Linked DNA regions of Homo sapiens: region 2 is linked to region 1. The links are chromatin loops, found by intact Hi-C in ENCODE. Cell type or tissue: chondrocyte. All regions are shown on one strand. Links, peaks and the distances in the headings refer to the core of each region. The heading gives the core; the rest is flanking DNA.

Region 1 (5,365 bases), core at 101-5,100:
TTCTTTTCTTCTTTTTCTTTTTTTTCTTTTTTTTTTTTTTTGAGATGGAATCTTGCTCTGTCGCCCAGGCAGGAGTGCGGTGGTGCCATCTCGGCTCACTGCAACCTCTGTCTCCCGGGTTCAAGTGATTCTTCTGCCTCAGCCTCCTGAGCAGCTGGGATTACAGGTGCCTGCCACTGCGCCCAACTGATTTTTTTTTTATTTTTAGTAGAGACAGGGTTTCACCATGTTGACCACACTGGTCTCAAACTCCTGACTTCAAGTGATCCACCTGCCTCGGCCTCCCAAAGTGCTGAGATTACAGGTGTGAGCCACCACACCTGGCCTCCAGAGTTCTTCTAAGCAGATCTTATAGTTACCCAGGATCCAGGGGACAGGCAAGGCCTGACTTCTTCGTGGCCCAGCCTGGCCTGAAGGGGAGAATGTGGGTTTCCACTACTGAACAGGGGCATGTGGGCATTTGGGCAAGGTCAGCACCTGCCTTTTCACGTGCTCTCCAGCAAGGTGTCTGTGGACACGAGCCATGTGCATGGGGAGGCCTTGGCTGTGGGGGGAGCTGGGCCTTATGGGCAGGGATGCTTGGCAGAGATGACCAGTGCTTCACCCGTACGTCCAGGAGGAGGCCATGTCTTAGCCCACTTTGTGCTGCTGTAACAAAATGCCAGAGCCTGGGTAATTTATAAAGAACAGAAATTTATTTTCTCAGAGTTCTGGAGGTTGAGAAGTTCAAGAGTGAGTTGCCAGCAAGTCCATTGTCTGGTGAGGGTCTGCTCTCTGCTTCCAACATGGCGCCTTGAATGCTGCATCCTCTAGAGGGAGGAGCGCTCTGTCCTCACATGGCAGAAGCTGGAAGGGCAAAATGAAACCAAACTCCCTTCTTGATGAGGGAGTCAATGGCACCATCAAGCCCTTTTAGAATGGCATTAATCTATTCATGAGTGCAGAGCCCTCATGACCTAAACATTTCCCATATTCCAACACTGTTGCTTTGGGGATTGAGTTTCCAACACACATTTGGGGGACATATTCAGACCATAGCAGGCTGGAACCTTCAAGCATCCAGGAGGGAAGGCTCCTCGCTGGGACTGAGAACAGGATGTCAGCCTGGGGCTGGGTGCAGCCTGCAGGGCCCAAGGATGCCCAGCAGGTGCATGCACTTTTACGACCCAGCCGCCTGCCGGCCCAGAGCTCTTCCTTGCCCCAGTCAGGGCCCAGCCGTCACTAGCAGGAGGCCGTCTCCAGGGCGTTGGCCAGAGCAGAGTTCTCTCACCTCCCCAGCCTCGGCGGAGGAGGAGAAAGTGGCTGTGGCCTCCTGTGGAAGGGGTGGCGATAAGGGACTTTGGCAGTTCCAGGAACTTTGGCCACCTTGAGGCCTTCTAGGAGCCCTGTCTTCTGGGGGGTGGTATACCCCACCAGCACCTGCAGTGCTGGGGTCACTGTGCGCTGGTCAGGTGGCCTGACTGAGGCGCTGCCCCATCTCCAATGTCCCCACCACAATACCTGGCTGCAGGAAGCGCAGTGCAGCTGTGTGCAGAGCCCAGGTGGTTTCTGTCTACCCTGGTGGGGGTGGAGCCAGGCATGGACACTGCTGCAGCCCTGGGAGCCAGGTTCTGGGGCAGTCATATTCCGGTCCCCATCCAGCCCTGGGACACTCACTTTGTCTGCTCAGCCTCGTTTAGGATGAAGCCCATCAAAGGCCTTCATGTTGGGGGTGAGGGGTGTTCATCACAGAACCCGTGTACTACAGTTGACTGCCCAAGGGGTGGGTCCTTGACCCCAGCTAGGCCAACTGGGTCCTCCCCTGGGTTTGTTTTGTTTTGTTTTGTTTTTTTAAGTCTGGAGTGCCTTTCCCCCTTCACTCACTTTCTGATCTACATCCTGGGAGGTGAGAGGCATCATGGTTTTAACTGATCTGAGAGAATGTGGCTGACCCTTGCTCCCTAAGCCAGAGAGTTGGTGCAGACGAAGTCCCTGTGGCCTTGGTGATGCTGATTCCAAGCCCCTGCCACCCCCAAAGGCACTTTTCTCCCAGTGCCTGAGGGCCTGGCTTCTTTCAGCAGAGCCATGGGAGTTGAGCGTCTCATTTGTGCGCCCCACCCTGCCCCCTCAGCAGACAGGCAGGGCTGGGCTGGGCCCAGGCCAGACTCTCCTCTCCCAGGAGCTCTTTGAGGAGCAGCAGGGTGCAGCCAAGAGCGAGCACCTGGGGTTGGCAAGAGGAGACGGGTCTGGAGTCCCCTGGGCAGAGGGAGAGTCCAGCTTCTGGGGAGAAGTGGATCCTCCAGGGTCTAGGGCTGTGTCTGGGGAGCCAGCTCCACAGGGAGTCTGGGCACAACCTGGTGTGGTCTTTGGAACAGCAGGGCCTTGGACAGAAAGCTGTGAAAAAGGCAAAGAGGGGCCCACGATCCAAAGCACCAGTCCATCTTTGCCAACAGTGGTCTGTGCCTGCCTCTTGGAAAGGCCCGTGGTAACAGTTCTCCAACAAGAATCATGTCCTTTGGGTGTTTTGCTTTGCTTTTAAAAAATTTATAACCACATTGCAAACATTTGGAAGATTGAAAACCAACAAAAAAATCGCCAGCAGCCACTGTTCAAGTGTAGAAAAATGCTTGTTTTAGTTAATTTTCTAGCCGGTGTGGTGGCTCATGCCTGTAATCCCAGCACTTTGGGAGGCCGAGGCAGGCAGATCACCTGAGGTCAGGAGTTTGAGAACAGCCTGGCCAACATGGTGAAACCCTGTCTGTACTAAAAATTCAAAAATTAGCCGAGGATCGTGGTGGTGCGCGCCTGTAATCCCAGCTACTCCGGAGGCTGAGGCACGAGAATCACTTGAACACGGGAGGCGGAGGTTGCAGTGAGCCGAAATTGTGCCACTGCACTCCAGCCTGGGTGACAGAGTGAGACTCCATTTCAAAAAAAAAAGGAAAAAATGTTCTAGCATGCAGTCTAGTACTGTGATAGAAGCAGGTTTGGGCTAGGTAACCTAAACCAGTGATTCTCAAGTGCAGTCCCAGGAACAGCAGCAGCACCTGGAAACTTGTTAGAAATGCCAGTTCTCAGGTCCTACCTCCGACCTTCCAAATTAGAACTGAGGGTGAGTTTCAGCAAGTTGTGTTTTAACAGATCTGAATATGTTCTAGTTTGGGAGCGACTGACTCAACACTTTGTAATTTCATGCAGTCCTACTGCTTCACCACCAGAGGGCACCAGGAGGCTGTGGTTTTCCCCTTAAAATTGCCAGCTTTTAGATTCTCAGTGTCGGCCACAGATACTATTCAGACCTCACTGGACTTTAAAAAATAAAGAATGACGGACGATATGTTGAGAATTATTGGCTAACCTTAAATACCACCATGTTTGGACCAAATTGAACTGTCATTGTGGTTAGTCCTTGCCCAACTGCAGAGCCAGTGTCTTTTGGTGGTGGTGGAACGCATTTGGTGGTACTTCTTTTGTTCAGAACATAAAGAAATGTAAAAGCATTGGGGTCAGAAACAAAGACAGACTCCTATTAAAAGTCTGAATTCTTTATGGCTGGGCATGGTGGCTCACGCCTGTAATCCCAGCACTTTGGGAGGCCAAGGCGGGTGGATCCCCTGAGATCAGGAGTTCGAGACCAGCCTGGCCAACATGGTGAAATCTCTATTAAAAATACAAAAAATTAGGCAGGCATGGTGGCAGTCACCTGTAATCCCAGCTCCTCGGGAGGCTGAGGCAGGAGAATCGCTTGAACCTGGGAGGTGGATGTTGCAGTGAGCTGAGATCACACCATTGCACTCCAGCCTGAGCAACAAGAGGGAAACTTTGTCTCAAAAAAAGAAAAAAGTTCTGTATTCTATATGGCCAGGTGCGATGGCTCATACCTGCAATCCTAGCACTTTGGGAGGCCATGGTGGGTGCATCGCTTCAGCCCAGAAGTTTGAGACCAGCCTGGGCAACATGGCAAAACCCTGTCTCTACAAAAAAAAAAAAAATTAGCAGGGTGTAGTGTCACGTGCCTGTAGTCCCAGCTACTCGGGAGGCTGAGGTGGGAGGATGGGTTGAGGCTTCAATGAGCTGAGATGGTGCCACTGCACTCCAGTCTGGGCGACAGAGTGAGATCCTGTCTAAAAAAAAAAAAAAAACAAGTTCTATGAAAGGCAGAATACAGTTCCACTGTGGCCACGCCTGTAATCCCAATACTATGGGAGGCTGAGGCAGGCGGATCATGAGGTCAAGAGATCAAGACCATCCTGGCCAATATCGTGAAACTCCGTCTCTACTAAAAATACAAAAATTAGCTGGGCGTGGTAGCACGCTTGTAGTCCCAGCTACTCAGGAGGCTGAGGCAGGAGAATTGCTTGAACCCAGGAGGCAGAGGTTGCAGTGAGCTAAGATCGCGCCACTGCACTCCAGCCTGGCGATGGAGCGAGACTCTGTCTCAAAAAAAAAAAAGAGACTTATGATAGATGCGGTTGTTTGCCTCTCCTCCCACACCTGCTTCAAACAGTGTTTGGGTGCTGCATTAGCACCCAGTGGCCTTAGAAAGTGCCTTCAGAACAGTGGGCTCCAGGCAGGGAAGGCTCTCTTGGAGGTGGTCTTTGGGCCTCCTCAAGCTTCCCAGGGGTCTAGGAATGACCTGTGTGATCTAGCTTCCTGCCACTTCCTGGAGCATTTGACTTTCTTCTTCATGGCCCCCAGCGCCCTTTTCTGAGAACACCACTGACCTCAGCAGTTTCTCTGAGTGGTTTGCGAAGCCCCGAGGCATGTGTGCCAAGGACCTCCCTGAGATGCCTGAGCTGCTCTTCCCACTCACAGAGCTTTGTGGGGGTTTTAATACAATAAGCCATCAAAAGTATAGATTAGACTTTTTTAGCACTGCGTAAAAGACACTTCCATTAAACTCCATGGTTTTTTTTTTTTTTTTTTTTTTTTTTTTTTTGCTTTATTGGAACTGTGCCGTTATCCAAAACTCAGCCATAGACATGACGATTTATTCATTTGACAAACACTGAAATTTTTGGCGGGGTGGGGAACGAAGTCTGGGCTCTGTCACCTAGACTGGACTGCAGTGGTGCAATCATGGCTCACTGCAAGCTTGACCTGCTGGGCTCAAGCGATCCTTTCCCCCTGCCTCAGTCTCCCAAGTAGCTGGGACTACAGGCCTGCACCACCACGGCCAGCTAATTTTTAAATTTTTTGTAGAGACAAGTTCTCCCTATGTTGCCCAGGCTGGTCTTGAAATCCTGGGCTCAAGCAATTGGCCTACCTCGGCCTCCCAAAGTGTTAGAATTATAGGCATGAGCCACCATGCCCAGCCAACAAGCATTTATTGAGCATTTAAAGTGTTCTAGGGGTCAGGCTGTGCCTCATGCCTATAATCCCAGCA
Region 2 (5,365 bases), core at 168-5,167, 420 kb after region 1:
GTGGAAAATTTGGTCTGCAGAAGAAATGAGGCTGAAATTGGCTGGGAGCAATTCTTATCAAAGCCACGTTAGCAGTTTTCAGCAAGAGCTAATTGAACAAGCTCTGTGAGTGGCCTCATTCCATTAGCAGGAGCCTCCCACAGAGCGTGACAAGGGCCCTGGTGGCTGAGGGCAGAAGAGGCTGTTTCTGTCCCACATTTGCCTTTGGCCTTTGAAAATGGACTAATTTTCAGCTTTGGGCACTGGTCCTGCCCCTCTGCCCCGGCTCCCGCTCATTTCCAAGGCCACTCTCTGAGTGTCCTGTGTGAGGAAGGGGTGAGGTGAGTTTGTCAGCACTTTATCAGGTGCATGGATCTGAAATGGGACACCTCTGGCCTCCTTGCCAGAGGGTGGCTTTGTGGTGAGGGTAGGGGAGGCAGAAGAAACTTCTAGAAATGTTGCTTTTACTGTGTTTTTTGCCCAAGTCCTAGAGTTGGGGCACCCAGGCCAGTCACATCATAAGATGTGTAATAATAATGTCTTATTTATTCGAGGCCAGGAACTTGAACATTGCTTCCCTGTTTTACAGGGAAACAAATTGAGATTACATGAGCTTAAGAAGCAAGTGAGTGGTAGGGCTGGCATTCCATGCAAGCCACTGAGGAGAAGCCCCTTGTCTCCATGGCAGGGCCAGGAGAGGGGAGGGACACCCCCCAACCCCTACCACCTGCCAGACAGGACCTTCCTGGCCACAGATGCCCTGGATCCCTGACTATCAAAACCCAGCCCCAGCCTTTCAGCTGAGCAGAGAAATACTCAGATCCAGTTCCTCGATGGTCAGGGAAGGCAGGCTTCCTCTGAAGAGCAGATCGCTTTACCCCTTTCTCATCTCATCACCTCTGAGCCCTGCCAGGGTGAGAGCAGCCTTTCCCAGCATCGTCCTTTAAGATGCGACAGAAACAGGTCCCACCTGAGCCAGCAGGAATGCGGCACCCAGTGGCTGGCTCTGCAGTCTTGATGCTCGCCGGCACCTTCAGGGTGAAGGACGCCCTGTCGTAAACGCATGAAGAGCCCTGCGTTTCATATATTGATGTTGTTGCTTTTTCTTTAGAGGAACGTTTGTGCACTGTGGGAACCTCTGTCTCTACCAGTGTCACCCTTGCTGTGGGGAGTGTGTACCGTGTGCGGGGGGCTGGTGGCCTTTCTCTGCTGTCTGCCACAGTTTGTGAGGGGCTCGCTGAGCCTCATACCTGAGCCTCCCCCTCCCCACCCCCTCCTGCCCCAGGGAGGCCCAGAACCAGGGAGGAGAGGTGCTGGGAGTGAGTGCCGAGGAGCTGGGGTCCTGGCCCTGCAGCCACTGTCACAGCACAGCCCCACCCCAGACCTCCAGAGTGGTGGGGCCCTGGTGGTGCAGGTTCCAGACGCTTGGCTGATGCCAGGCCTGGATCCAAGGCCCCCGTCTCCGAGGCCTTAGCTTGCTGTTCTGGAAGGTGATGCTGGCTGGCAGCCATTCCCAGCCCCTCGGAAAGCAGTTGTCAGGCAGTCCCTGAGCTCCAGCGCCCCATCCCCCGCAGGGCCCAGTGATCTCACGCCTGTGCCCCTGGTGCTGGGAGGAGTGGGGTGACACTAGGGCCAGTGCCCACATCAGAGGAGGAAGGTATGAGGCCAGGGCAGGGGGCAGGGCGCCCTCCCGTCCAGCAGCCCCAGTGCCCACTCTGCGCCCTTCGGGGCTCCCGTGGCCCAGAGTGTGGAGCGGCTCAACCTGACCACCCAGGATAGCTTGGGGGCGTTTCGGAGGTTTGGCTGCCTAGGCTGTGCACCTAGCACAGCTCCCCAGGAGAGGGAGGGAGGAGGTCAGGGGAGAGGGCCCTGCTGACCGGGTCATCTCTGGCCCTGGGTTCCCATAGGAGCGCCTAGGCTCTAAGCTGGAGCCTCCCCATCCCAGGACCTTGGGGAGAAAGAGGCTGGGCGCCACCTGCTGGCCCACCAGGGAATTGACAGGGTGGGGGACTGTGGAGCCTGTGCTGGCCGCAGATGAGAGCCCTGACTCCCACCTTCCCTACCCCACCCACCCTGCACCGTCCAGCTCAGTTCTCTGACCCGTGGTGCCAGGTCCCATTTGCAATGGCGAATACTGAACTCGGTGCAACTCTGGCTGCTGGCAGCTGGGCTTGGCCTGCACCTTTCTGTCCCCAAACTCCACTGGGGACCCACCTTCCAGCCACCCCAGGGTGCCACCGCCAGAGCCAGGGGTCAGCCCCACCTTCATTCACTCCTACTCATAGCCTACCTGTTCACTCTGCCCCCATCTGCTACTTGCAGCATCAGAAGGACATGAGGGCACCAAACAGCCCCTGCAGCTGTCCTCAAACATCATGGCCAAGGCTGCACCTGGGAAGTGGACTTTCTGTGGTGCTAGCTCCCTCCTCAGTGCCCTTGACCTTTGTCTGGGTCCCTGCTTAATGTGGCCTAACTAGTTGGGCCAGAGCTCCACAGGTGCTGTCCTGACTCCCAGCCCCAGGAGGGAGGGAGAGGCTGAGACGGCAAGGGAAGCAGAGACTCAGCCACACCAAGGGCCCTGGCAAGGTGGGCCTCTCCTCCATAGCCTCACCAGGCTTCACGTTCAAGGTCACCAAGAGTGCACTTGTTCACTGTCGAGGGCAGAGGTGACTCCTGGGACTGTGCTGGGGGTCCAGGGAGAGCAGGTAGCGGAGTTGCCAGGGAAGCAGCTTGCCTGAGGTCTGTGGTCTTGGCAGGGGCTTCCACAGCGGCCCCACCCTCTCCCTGTCCCCTCCCTCCTGTCCTTGTCCTCGTGTTTACTGAAAACCATGAGAAGGGATGTGGAGAGCGCCTGCAGGAACTGAGAGCAGGAGCCTGGCTCAGCCCTGAGAGGCCCCCAGATATTCAATTCCTAAACCCATAGAGGGTGGGGCATGGGCACAGAGGAGTAACCAGGGGCCACCTCACACAGCCCTGCTCTTTCACCCTGCCCGCCTGGTGGCCTCCTTAGCCTGCAGCCTCAGTGCTGCCCGCTATGGGGTCATGCTGCCTCCTGCTGGCCACACTGCAAAATGCAGCCCAGGGTCGGGCCTAAGGCTACACTTGTCCCTCTTCCGGCAAGCCTGCAGCTGGGCTGGAGGGGAAAGCAGGCACCACAGAATTGCCTGGATGCTCCTGCCCAGGAGGATTGTCCGACTGCATGGGGAGAAAAGTCCAGAACCGTGCCTGGCACATAGTAGTTTTTATGGAGTGAGAGGGCAAAAGTACGCATGATTGTGTGCATCTGAAGTATTTCCGTGCTGATGGCCTGACCAGTATCAGATTATTTTTCAAGCAGGAATTTTGATTCCTCTTGGGTTCACAATATCTTATTATGAAATCCGAATAAGAACAGTCTAATGGCACCAGACAGTGATACAGGTGAGCCTAGAACAGTCAGTGTTCATGTGGGGGACTGCAGCCTGCTTTTCAGGGAGGCTTCAAAAGAATTGAGGAACACAGATTGATGGCAGGGATGAAAATCACAGGGCATATTGAGGAGACCCCCAGCTGGCCATGTGGGGGGCAGGTGGGGCAACAGGAGAACAGTGCCTGCGTCCTGAGGGCTTTCAATGCATCAGGCAGAGGGCCTGCCAGTGCAGAACCTGTTTTCTCTGCGTCCATGACAGCCCTGAGCAGGTGCCATTGTGACCCCTGTCCTGCATTTGAGACAGAGGATGGGGAGGGCTCTGTGATTTGTTCAGAATCCCACGGCAAGAAAGTTGTGGAGCTGAGAGTCAAACCTGGGCTTGGGAGACTTGTAGTGGGTTAAGGGCTTGAACACAGGGTTTTTGGCAGGAAGTGGTGGGCACAAGCACAGATTAGGGCTGGGAGGTGGGGTGGCACATCACAGGCCGTTACTGCCACCCAGAGGGCAACATGGATGCTCCTCCTTTTACCTGCTGGGTGTCCTGTGTGGTAGAAGGGCAGGCTGAAGCTTGATCCTTGTGGTCACACATCCCAGCTGTCACCTGCCTTACTGTGTGCCATGAGCCAGCCCAAAAAAGTCCCCACTAGTCCCCAGGGGAGGCGCTAGGGGTGCTGGGCTGGCTTCCCTCCTCTCCAGGTGGTGCCTGCCCTCCTGGGGCATTTCCCAGCCCTTCTTCCTCTGCATCTCAGGCTCCCTGGGGAGGCAGATATGCTCTCAGGACATCCTGGCAGAGCACAGCCACACGTCTGCCCTGGCAGGCCCACCCTGGGTGGAGGAGGGGCTCTATATGCCAGGGCTCTCTCTCTCGGTGGCTGGCTTTCTTTCCACGAGCATGGCCAGATGACGAGGCTCACCCGCAGCACTACTCACACCTCCAGGAAGGGAAGTTGATGGCAGGGTTCTGGCTGCAGCCAGGCCTGCGGGAGCTTCCTCCCTGATCTCTCTCACTCAAGGGGAAAGCTCAGGGCTGGGCATGAAGGCTGGGGAAAGGCAGGGAAGGCAGAGTCCCCCCAGGCTGGTCAAGGCCCCGATAGCCCCATGTCTCCCTGAGGGGGCGGCTTTCCCCATGAAGAGGGTCCTGGTCACCAAGGCATGAGGACATGCCCAAGGCTGGCCCATCACAACAGGCTCCAGCTCTTGTGCACATGTGTGATCTTCTTGTCCCACCAAAGGCGGGAAAAAGAAGTGCGTGGCCTCCTGCCCCAGATTTGGTGGTAGGGTCAGTGGTGCTGACCTCAGTGCTGTGTGATACCAGCCCCCCAGCCTTTGCCTGGTTCATGTCCCACATCGCCTATCGGTCCCCGCTCCTTCAGTCTGGGACCTTGGCCTGCTCAGTCCTTCTGTGGGGAGCCACATCCATTCACAGTGACTGTTGAGTCTAATGACAGACACCCAAGTGCTGCAAAGCCAGAGCAGCAGCCCCTGAAAGGGTGACTCTGGGGTCTCACCCCATCCCCACTCCTGCCCTGTCCTCTGGTGAGGGCTTCCCTCCTGCTGCCTCAGACTGTCCTGTCTACCCTCAGAGACCCTGTTGGGAGGCTTCCCTCCAACAAGGCACCGTCCCCAGAGGAGAAGGGAGCCCAGCACTCCTGGGACTGTGGGGTCCTTGGTCCACTCACCACTGCCACATGCCTCAGGGAGCCCTCAGAGCAGGGGCTGAGCTGGGGCCCCAGGGTTCCCATGCCCTGGGCGAGCATGGTGCCCTCTTACAGCCTGGGCTGCCCGAGTGTTCCAGGCATCCTGTCATTCAGCAGAGATCTTTCCTCGGTGCCTTCTCTGGATTGGGTGGGCTGCTGAGCTCTGGGGCTGCTGCAGTGAATTATTTAATAGATGGGTGCTTCCCTGCTCTCCAGGGTCCCCCTCTGGGAGAGCCAGCACAGGAGCTAACCAGTCAGAGGAGAAGGCGGTGTAGACCAA

What was found. Hi-C counts contacts between places; a loop is a spot of excess contacts. Peaks named below come from ENCODE experiments on the same cell type or tissue, not always from the same donor. Only the 100,000 strongest peaks of a DNase experiment are listed, where the experiment ranks them.
Region 2: a loop joins it to region 1, with 6 times the contacts of the local background. A loop is called at or near these places in 60 of 110 quality-filtered maps.

Annotation. Positions count from the first base shown.
Region 1 is chr2:231,903,056-231,908,420 of GRCh38, forward strand. No RefSeq gene overlaps it. Among named protein-coding and RNA genes, the nearest start is that of MIR1471, 13 kb to the left of the region's middle. RefSeq lists enhancers at 2,075-2,693, 2,694-3,311. In chondrocyte, for the core only: CTCF peaks have their summits at 3,199 (motif pointing right) and 3,419; DNase peaks (open chromatin) are centred at 1,366, 1,506 and 2,176.
Region 2 is chr2:232,324,250-232,329,614 of GRCh38, forward strand. The region is part of intron 14 of DIS3L2 (DIS3 like 3'-5' exoribonuclease 2); the gene reads left to right. Among named protein-coding and RNA genes, the nearest start is that of ALPP, 52 kb to the right of the region's middle. RefSeq lists enhancers at 3,842-4,111, 4,182-4,231, 5,326-5,365. In chondrocyte, for the core only: CTCF peaks have their summits at 1,925 (motif pointing left), 2,137, 3,044 (motif pointing left) and 3,243; DNase peaks (open chromatin) are centred at 1,547 and 3,072.